Linked DNA regions of Homo sapiens: all the other regions are linked to region 1. A link is a contact called in ENCODE Hi-C or POLR2A ChIA-PET data. All regions are on one chromosome and are shown on one strand. The core of a region is the stretch at or near the end of the contact, and the rest is flanking DNA. Distances in the headings are between cores, read along the strand shown.

Region 1 (3,102 bases), core at 206-2,705:
ACAAACACAAGTCACACCCACCCACAAACAAGCCCGTTTCAAGAAAACAAATGCCGGCGGCAACGCAAGGAGCTGCTAAAAGTTTCCAGCTGCCCTGCAGAGCTCGCTCCTGCTCAAACGTCGCTCCACTCCCGCACCATCCAGGTGAATCGGGTTGTAGTGCGTTTCCAAATACAGCAGGACCGGCGCTGGCTGTGAAAAAGTTAATCGAAAACTTCATCTTCCTCACACCCAGAGGCCTATTCTCTAAAGACGTTCTGCCACGGGAAGATTCGTTTTGGGCTGATGGCTTTGCTTACTTAGAACCCCCAAACGTCACAGGAATTTGCACCAATACTAAATTAGCGAGGGTTCCCATCATGCCCCCCAAGCCTTCCTAAAAGGCGGCCAAACTTCAGGATACCGGCTTGGAGGTGGGGGGCGCAGGAGAGGATGCCGAAGTCCTTCCCTCCTGGAGTTCAGCCAACTCAAAGGGTTAGCAGGGGCATCTCCCACCCTGAGCGCAGACTGGATGAGGAAGCCCCCACCTCAATTCCCCTGCGCCCCTCCAAAACATGGAAGGAGAGGGAGGCCGGGGGAGGGATACGGGGGAGGGATGCGGGGGAGGGGGGAGAGTGTAATTTCCCAGTTGACAGAAAGCAGGTAAATTGGGAGAGAGCGGGGTGAAAAGAGTGACAGGGCGACATCACTCTGCGGAAATTTCCCAGGAGGAAGGGGACAGCGATGGGGACAGGATCTTGGGTGGCGGGGAGGGGTCTGGGAGTTGCAGCCCCTCCAGGACCTTCTCTTCTCCCCTGTCCAACTCCCTCCCGCCGGCCCCACCTCTTGATTCCGCGGACCCAGCAGGGTCGGCCGCTCTGCCTCAGCCCTGCCGACTAAGAGGCGCCCGGCCCGGGGCCCGCAGCTGCCTGCGCCCCCGCCATCCTCCCCCGGCCCGCGGTCGTCCCGCACTCACCAGGAGCACGGAGCCGCGCACCACCTCAGACACGCTCTGCCGCAGCTCGGCCGCCGTGCCCGGCTTACTCAGCGCCCGGGTGAACTTCCGAGTCTCCGCCGAGGCGGGGAGCAGCGGCGGCTGCGACATCCTCCTGCCCCCGCCGCCTCCGCCTCCGCCTGCTCCCGCGGCCCGGCCCGGCCGCGCGGCCGCCAGGTGCGCCCTCGGCGCCCGGCCCGCTCCGCCCGCCGCTCCCGGCGCCGCCGCCGCCTGCTCCCCCCGCTGCTCGCCGCGAGTCCGGCCGCCGCAGCCCAGGCCGCGCCCTCTGCACCGTGTCACGCCCCAAGGCGCCCCCCTCGGCGTCCGCGGCCCCCCGCGATCGCAGCAGCGCCCGGGCTCGCTCCGGGCGACCGTGCGTGTGGCGGCGGCGGCTCCCCCATGCCACCAGCCTCCCTCGGCGACCACTCGCCGGGCCGCCTCCTCGGGGCGGGGTGTCCGGCGCGGCGCGGGCGGGGCGGGGCGCCCGGACGGCGGAGGAGGGGCCGCCGCGGCGGGACGGCGGGCCAGGCAGGTCGGCGCGGCCCGGCGCTGGAGCTAGGCGGCCGGACTGGCAGGGGCGGCGTGCCGCGCGGGACCCTCACTGGGGAAGGTGGGGGGTCGGGGCCGCCTCCGCCCCGGGCCGCACGTCCGAAGACCGGAGGAGGGGACTGCGCACGCCACCAAGAGGGCGCACAGCCGAGGCTGGACGATGCGCGGTTTCGGAGCAGGGTTTCCTGCCCAGGGAGCCCGGCTGCGCTCGAGGGGACCCCGAAGTCACCGGCAGGGTCGGAGCTCGGTGCACCACGCCCCCCCTCTGCGCCCGGGGCCTCTGCGGGGACAGAGGTCTCAGGAAAGTAGCCTTTATTTATGTGGCACCGATCGGAACCCGCGGCCGGCCAGGCGGACCTGGACGGAGCGTCCCTGCTCGGAACCTGGCGCGGGGCGCCGCGCGCTCGTGTGGCGCCTCGGCCTCCCCACCGTTCAGTCCCCGGAGGCACGGAGCTCGCGGCGGGACGATGACGGTTGGGCCGGGCCAGGCGTGGGAGACTCCCAGACTCCGGCCCGCCGGGACGGCCAGCTGCGTCACCTTGGACGTGGGCAATACTTCGGAGCCTCGGTTATGTCGCCTGTAACCTGAGGACAACGGCCTGGAAGGGGCTCAGGTGACACGGCGGCCCTCACTGGGGCCGATTTAGCCGGTCTGCCGCCCCTCCGCGCCGGACCGCCAGGCGGGGTACCAGGGAAACTGCGATGCGCCGGCTTGCGAGCCCACCGTGACGCAGAGCTGGCGGCCGCTAGCGACAGCCACCCTGTGAGGGACTTTCCCCCCAATACCCTAACCGCTTTCCTGTCCCTAAGGGCCCGCTCCCGCCCCGGCTCCGTTTCTGTCTCTCTGAGGAAGCCCGGCGCAGCCTAACCCTCACAGGGCCGCGGAGAGGGCGCGCCAGGCGGGGATTTGCGCCAGGCCCGCGGCGCATGCTCAGTGGTTGGGGACTGGGCGGGTACCCCGGGCGGGGAGCCTGACTGAACGGCGGCTCTGCTGATTGGTCGGGCTGCTCACGCCACGCCCGTTGCCTTCCGATGGACAGTTCCTTACCTGCCGGGTCGGCCTCCGCAGAGAGTGGTGGTCTTGAAAACCCAGTTTTGGGAGAATACCTGCCGCGCCTCCCGCCCAAATACCCAGAGGTTTCATAGCCGCCATCGCTGCGGTGGAGGAGGCCGCCTGTTGCGTCCCACCCCACCAGAAAGCCTAACACTGGCCTGAAGCGTAATCTTAAAGTGGTAGGGGAAAATACCGATCTAGCGCAGAGAGCAAAACACCTCCGTTCTGGGTTTAATGGGCAGGTCTGGAGGTGAGGTATGCCGTCCGCACTCAATAATTACTTGCAGGATCGGATTGTTTCTCCAGTGGGTGGGGACTGCAGGATGTAGCATTGAGTGAGCCTGGCAGATTGAAAGATAAAACAAGGGTGATGATAAAAACAATTACACACTAACCCATTTCCTCCTCCGTGAAATGAGGGAATGGCCCAGACATTTTCCAGACCTCTTCTGTCCTAAGAGTGGAGCTGGGTGACAGAGCAGGTGCAAGCCGGCCTTTCCCTGCCTCCCCGGGGAACGCACTCTGT
Region 2 (3,102 bases), core at 442-2,941, 250 kb after region 1:
TTAAGAAAGTGCATGTAACTTTTAAAGGAGGATGGTCCGCTTGTTAAAATGGATATTAGAAGGTGTTTGTTTACATATAAGAACCTGATGATGGTTTTCTCCATGTGCTAGAGACTCTAGTTGCCTTCCAGTATATTTTTTCCTTCATAAGGGAAGGTTCGTTTTATTTGAGCCAGCAATGCCTCCAGCTGAGATCACGTATCTCTTATCCTTCGCCTCTCAGTCTGACCACTGGTCTAAGTCCTGGCGTCCTGGCCATTGAGCTGTAAACACACATATTTGTGTGACTTCTGAGAAGGCTCCTTAAAGTCGCCTTTTGTCCTTTCTTATTTTTTTTCTTCTGGCTGCTTTGACTACAGTTAAGATGTTTGGAGCTTTTTAAATATGAAGGTGAAATAAACTTCTCTTGTATTTAAGCCACTGTTGTTTGAAGTTTTCTACTTAGCATAGTTGACCTAATCCTCCTGATGCATGATTTCCCAAAAGGAAAAGCCTAGAGCAGGTTTCTAAGACAGTATGTGAGAAACGAATAATCTGTGATTAGTGTTATTACTTCTGTCTCTATTCCAATTTGGTTTTCCAAGAATCAGAAGGATATCCAGCATTTTAATTGGGTACCTCAAAATCTTTTAATTTAGTATCATTTCTATTCCCTCATATGAGATAGAAAAGCTATAGAAAGTTCAATCTGAATCACTTTTGCACTTAAAGAATAGCAAGTCTCAGAGTAACTGCCAAAGGCACATGGTTCTGTCTGTCATGAAAAGAATAATCTTTTCAAAATGTATGACAAATGGCAGAAATAACTTTGGGAATCCCTAATTTGCATTCACATTCTTGGGGTAATAAATTAGGGAATGTACAAAGTTCCCTTATGCTTTCTCTAACATTTTCATTGGAGAAGAAGGAATAGGAAAATGTAAGATGCATCAGGGCAGGGATTTTTCTGTTTTGCTCCTTACTATGTTTCAGTGTTTAGAACATAGGCTGGCACGTATTAGCATTGAGTAAATATTTGTGGAATGAATAAATGAGGTCTCGGTGGGTCTGGTTACCACAGGCCTTGAGGGCACATGAAGTCTATGTGCTGGGGCTCAGTTGCAAGGGGACATTTATTCCTTTGGCTGTTCCTTGTCATGCAGAGGCAATATCATGCCCCTGGGAAAGCAGCCCCTAGGTTTGTCCTGTTGTCCCAGTAGATGGTCGGTTTCTTGAATGTGGGACCGGTGGTTGGCACAGCTTGCCTTGTGGGTTTTTGTTCAGCCACAGTTGGCCAAAGAAAGCAATCGACACCTGTGTGTCATTGCAAAGTCATAGTTTCTAACCTTTGCCTGTTGTGGTTTCAGGCTAGTACTAAACAGGACCAGAGGACAGTTGAAGTTTACTCTCTATAATCAAGAGTGTTTTGCATGTTTTCTACCCAGCAAATTAAATTATTTGCCTGATGAGCATTATTTCATGATTCCCTTCCTAAAAGGATGAAGCATCTGGAAAATCTGAAGAACCGTGTAATTGACGTCCATGTTTATTAGTGGACTAAGAGAAAATCATTTCCTCTTGCCTTACATTCTCAGACTTACAGGGTCACAGCTTCTGCTGTTGGCATATGGGGGGCTGCTCCCTCTGACCTGGAGCCAGCGTGGGTCTTTGGCCTAGACTCTCAGCTGGACGTGGGCCAGGGGTTCTCTGGTTGCGTGACCATGTGTCCCCTTTCCTAGCCAGGGTTCCTGCTTCCTGTTGCCCAAGTGCTCAAACTCCAACTCGAGCTTGTCTTCCCGGGCATATGCTCTTTGTTCCTTTTTGCTTTATCTGATCGTCCTGCACTGACCCCTTGCCTGCCGGAGACTGCGCCACTGCTGCCTTCTTTTTCAGTGGCCCCTCCGTTTGCTCTTTGGCTTACCCAGGTCTGAGGGCCTGCAAGACCTCCTTGGTAGAGTTCCCCCAGCCCCCTGACACACAAATCCAACATATGGTCTTTTTCTAAAGCCTGCTTTTCAGAGGGTCTATGGATTTCAAGAAAACTCGCTCATTCAGAAGACCTAGTGTAAAAAAGGTTTATGAGATCATGAAAATTAGGTCAGGCATGGTGGCTCACACCTGTAACCCCAGCACTTGGGGAGGCCAAGATGGGAAGATCACTTGAAGCCAGGAGTTTGAGACCAGCCTGAGCAACATGGTGAAACCCCGTCTCTGGGGGGGGAAGAAAGAGAGAGATAATGAAAATTAAAATTAAAAATAATGTGTGAATGTAACATAGTATTATAATAACTGATGCTCTCTAAAAGCTTTTGGCAGTAATTAAGTGAAATCTAATGTAATTATTTTTGTCCCATCTTTCCATAGACTAGGGTTTTAAGCACTTTATATTTTAATCCTTTGTGAAAATCTAAAACATTGTGCAGTAGCACTTTATTTGACAACTTGAGGTCATGCTGGCGTGCCAGTGACATGGACAAGTGAACTCTTTATCTTTTATCATATGGGAAAGTATAAACTTGGGACCAAAAAGAATGCATAACTTTCCAATTTCCTTTAAAAGGATCTAAGATAATGTATTTATTTTTGTGGAGCATTTGTTAATTCACCATTCACCCAGGAAATACTTACAGTACTATGTGCCAGACACTGTTCTAAGTGCAGAGGCCAAGTAGTGATCAAAAGCAACCCAAATCTTCCCCATTCAGAGTTTACATTTAGATAGATGGGATAGAAATGTAAGCAGATGAACACAAAAGCCCTACTTCCCTGCCAGAATTTGCAGTCCTATTTTTGTTTATTACTGGGTGGGGTATCCATATTCTTCACAGAATGGTCCTGCTGAAATTGAATACATAGTTTTGTGAGTGTATACTCACGTCTGATTGTCATTGTGGGGGCAGGGAAGGCATGGACAGGAGAGTGAAGATCTTTAACCTTCCTCAGTTTCTTAAGGGAGTCTGTGGCCTCCCCCCCATAAATTAAGAGCTTCTACCAAATTGTGAACTCCTTAAATACTGGCAAAAACTATGCATTTTCATTATATTTTTCTTAATTTATTTAAAAACCTGATTTAAAAAAAATTAGCAACAAGATCTTGCTCCGTCACCCAGGCTGGATGCATTG
Region 3 (3,102 bases), core at 445-2,944, 130 kb after region 1:
CACCCCATTCTTGTGAGAACCCTGAGAAGTTTACCAAATAGTTAAGTAGTCAGACATAGGAAAACCAATGTTGTGGTAGGATATGGCGGCTCCTCCTCTCAAGGGTGTGAACCATACAGGGCTTTTTGATGTGTGTATTTTTACATGCGTGACTTGTGGAGGCAGGCAGAGTTTCTGGGTTGCTCCCCTACCTGTCTGTCTTCAGCTAGAATGCTTCTGTAACAGCCCACAGGACTAAGCTTTGCAAGGCCTGTGGTTAGTGTCTCCAGTACCCAAAAGATACATATTTTTATTCAGTTAAAATTGGCCATTTTAACCATTTAAAAATGTTCACTTATTGACTTCCAGTACATTTACATTGTTGTGCAATTAACAGCAACCACAATTTAATTGCAGAACATTTTATCACGCCAGAAAGAAACGGAGTGCCCATTAAGCCAGGCTTGTCCACCCTGCAGCCCATGGGCCATATGCGACCCAAGACAGCTTTGAATGCAGCCCAACACAAATTTGTAAACTTTCTTAAAACATTCTGAGATTTTTTTCAATTTTTTTAAGCTTATCAACTATTGTTAGTGTTAGTGTACTTTATGTGTGGCCCAAGATAATTCTTCTTTTCCAGTGTGGCCCAGGGAAACCAAAAGATTAGACATCCCTGTATTAAGCCGTCATGCCCTATTACCTTCTCCCAACTGTCCCTGACAAACACTAATCTGCTTTCAGTCTGTATGGATTTTTAAATTCTGGACATTTCATATAAGTGGAGTCATATAGTACATAACTTTATATGACTGGCTTTTTTTCACTTAGCATAATGTTTTTGAGGTTCATCTATGTTGTAGCATGTATCAGGATCCATTCCTCTTATGACTGAATAATATTCTATTGTATGGATATACATTTTGTTCATTTGTTGATGGACATTGGTTTGTATCCACTTTTTGTGTTATGATAATGCTACTATGAACATTTGTATGTAGGTTTTTGTGGAAAAAAAAATCCTGTGTTTTCAGTTTTCTTGGGTATATTCCTCAGAGTGGAATTGCTAGGTCATGTCATAATTCTGTGCTTGACGTTTTGTGGAACCAAAAAGATATATCTTAAGTATTAAAATAGTACACATATAAAGTTATCATAGTTCCTTCTTATATATTAGAAAGAAATGGTTTCTTTATAGTCAGGCAGAACCAAGTTCAAATCCCAGCCCCTCTACTAACTAGCTGTGACCTTCAGTGAGTTATTTAGCCTTTCTTAGTTTATTTCTTCACCTAGAGAATGCTGATAATTAATTCGTGCTTCAGGGCTATTATAGTAATTCACTGAGATGGTATTACATGTAAAGTGCTTTTATTAGCACAGTGCCTGGCATAAAATAATCCACATATACTGTAATATTTATTTTAGGATAATACGTAGTCACCCAAGCCTGATTAGTATTTATTGCCTCAAAGAAATGACTATGTACTTAGGTCAAACCAAAGAGAAATCAGACCCAAAAGGAATTCTTAAACTTTATATTTTTATATTATCTTTGCCAGAGAGGTATTTTGCATTTTTACTTTTAGATTAATGCGTTGTCTGTTATTCTCAAAATTTGTAGCATCCCTGTTTTCAAAGGTAAAAGGATCTCCTGCAGAGAAGTGACTTTTTCTTAACCTTCTGTTTGATCTCTGCTTGGGTTCTGTGCGTATGAACCACTTCCTGGCTCTGCTCACAGAGAGGCCGAAGATTACTAGTGACTTGCCCCATCTCAGTGCATAAGGATTCACCATATGGATCTTTTTCTTGAATTAGTAACTAGTTACAAATTATTTTTTCTAATTGTCAAAATCGATTTTTTTTTGGTAAAAAATTAAGATCTCCCATGAACAGACCAGAGATTATCTCTGTTAATATTTTGGTAGATGCTTTTTTAAAAAAAGTATTTATATATTATTTTTGTATAATAATACCACTAGAATATTTTGCGCTTACTATTTAGGAACATCTTTCCAAGGTACAAAATATTTTTCTACAACCTATTGCTTAATGTTGAATATTATCCCATTTTTATGGATAGAACATAATTTACCCATTTCCCAATTAGATATTCATATTGTTTCTGGTCTTTTCACTATTATAAACAGTGCTGCGATGAACATTGTTGTAGCAGAATCTTTGTGCACATTTATGATAATTACTTTGGGCTAAATTCCTAGAAATGGATTTCTTGGATCTGTGTTGCAACCTCCACAAACTGCAGTCTTTTTATATTTCGTTCACAATTACATTTACTTTTGTTACACAGGGCACTACTTTGATTTCTATTAGTGCTGTTTGTGATTGTGTATGTCTTTCACTTGAAATCCACCATGAAGGTGAAAATTTGTTTGAACCGTGGCACTATATGGCAGTGCAGTGTAGTCAGTTGTGTTTGTAGTCCGGATTATCAGAGCTTGAATTCTGGTTCTGCTGCTCACTAGCTTCTTCTTGCACACTGTTTCAGTGTACTCAGCCTCACCTTTTATTTTATTTCTACAGAGTCCCATTTGGTGTGTAAGCTGGTTTTTTGTTCCTATTTCTGTGTTCCTCCCATGGGGCTTCTTTTCTATGGCCACTCTAGACCATTGAGGATGGAAGCTGATGGATAAAAATGCTGCCCTGTTCCACCTGGGATGGTAGTTGAGACACATTCACAAGGCTTCTCGGAAAGTCCTGCAGGTTCCAGCACCTGTCAGAAACATCTGTCACTCATGGTGATCGCCTACTTGACAGTGCCCTTCTTTGGACTCTTCCTCTGTTTCGCTCCCCGTGTCCTTCACTACTGCTCCCTGGGATCACATTCCAAAATAAAGTCCCTGCCTGGAAGCCTTTGTCTCACCTTTTACTCTTAGAGGAACCCCGGCTAAGACATTTTCTAGTCATGGATAGGTAATGTACTCTCCGAGTCACAGTTTTGTCTTCTGTATAAATCTGAGAAGAGTGATGTCTGCCTCATAGGGTTATTTTGAGGTTTAAACCGTGTAAGTAATTCATTCACCACATAGTTACTGAAAGGCAACTGTGTGCTAAGTGGTGGCATTCTGGCTATGGGGATATGGCAGTGAGCAAGACAACTAGGAC

The links. A loop is a pair of places that touch in the nucleus more often than their neighbours do. ChIA-PET counts read pairs that join two places held with the same protein, here RNA polymerase II (POLR2A). Pooled maps may share reads with other maps.
Region 2: a loop to region 1 is called in a pooled map, with 2.5 times the contacts of the local background. The contact joins the enhancer-like site here to the promoter of DOCK9-DT in region 1. A Hi-C loop is called at or near these places in 5 of 50 pooled maps. POLR2A ChIA-PET finds 5 or more read pairs at or near these places in 2 of 52 experiments (PC-3 and activated T-cell).
Region 3: a loop to region 1 is called in a map of CD4-positive, alpha-beta memory T cell, with 17 times the contacts of the local background. The contact joins the enhancer-like site here to the promoter of DOCK9-DT in region 1. A Hi-C loop is called at or near these places in 3 of 168 maps with a recorded cell type or tissue (CD4-positive, alpha-beta memory T cell and naive thymus-derived CD4-positive, alpha-beta T cell), 1 of 37 single-sample maps with no recorded cell type and 11 of 50 pooled maps. POLR2A ChIA-PET finds 5 or more read pairs at or near these places in 4 of 52 experiments (CD4-positive, alpha-beta T cell, activated CD4-positive, alpha-beta T cell, activated naive CD4-positive, alpha-beta T cell and 1 more).

Annotation. Positions count from the first base shown.
Region 1 is chr13:99,085,268-99,088,369 of GRCh38, forward strand. DOCK9-DT (DOCK9 divergent transcript) reads left to right here and starts at 1,456. Exons shown (of 1, transcript NR_047482.1): 1 at 1,456-3,102. It also overlaps a transcript of DOCK9 not described here. RefSeq lists silencers at 788-1,267, 1,308-1,617, 1,708-1,767, 2,348-2,577 and enhancers at 1,458-2,019, 2,582-3,102.
Region 2 is chr13:99,330,905-99,334,006 of GRCh38, forward strand. All of the region lies in intron 6 of UBAC2 (UBA domain containing 2), which reads left to right. Among named protein-coding and RNA genes, the nearest start is that of FKSG29, 19 kb to the right of the region's middle. Within about 2 kb of position 1,692, at least 5 of the 41 ENCODE cell types and tissues checked have a DNase peak (open chromatin) inside an H3K27ac peak, as active enhancers do; they include PC-3, where a contact is called at or near this core.
Region 3 is chr13:99,219,042-99,222,143 of GRCh38, forward strand. All of the region lies in intron 1 of UBAC2 (UBA domain containing 2), which reads left to right. Among named protein-coding and RNA genes, the nearest start is that of UBAC2, 20 kb to the left of the region's middle. Within about 2 kb of position 1,695, at least 4 of the 41 ENCODE cell types and tissues checked have a DNase peak (open chromatin) inside an H3K27ac peak, as active enhancers do; they include CD4-positive, alpha-beta T cell, where a contact is called at or near this core.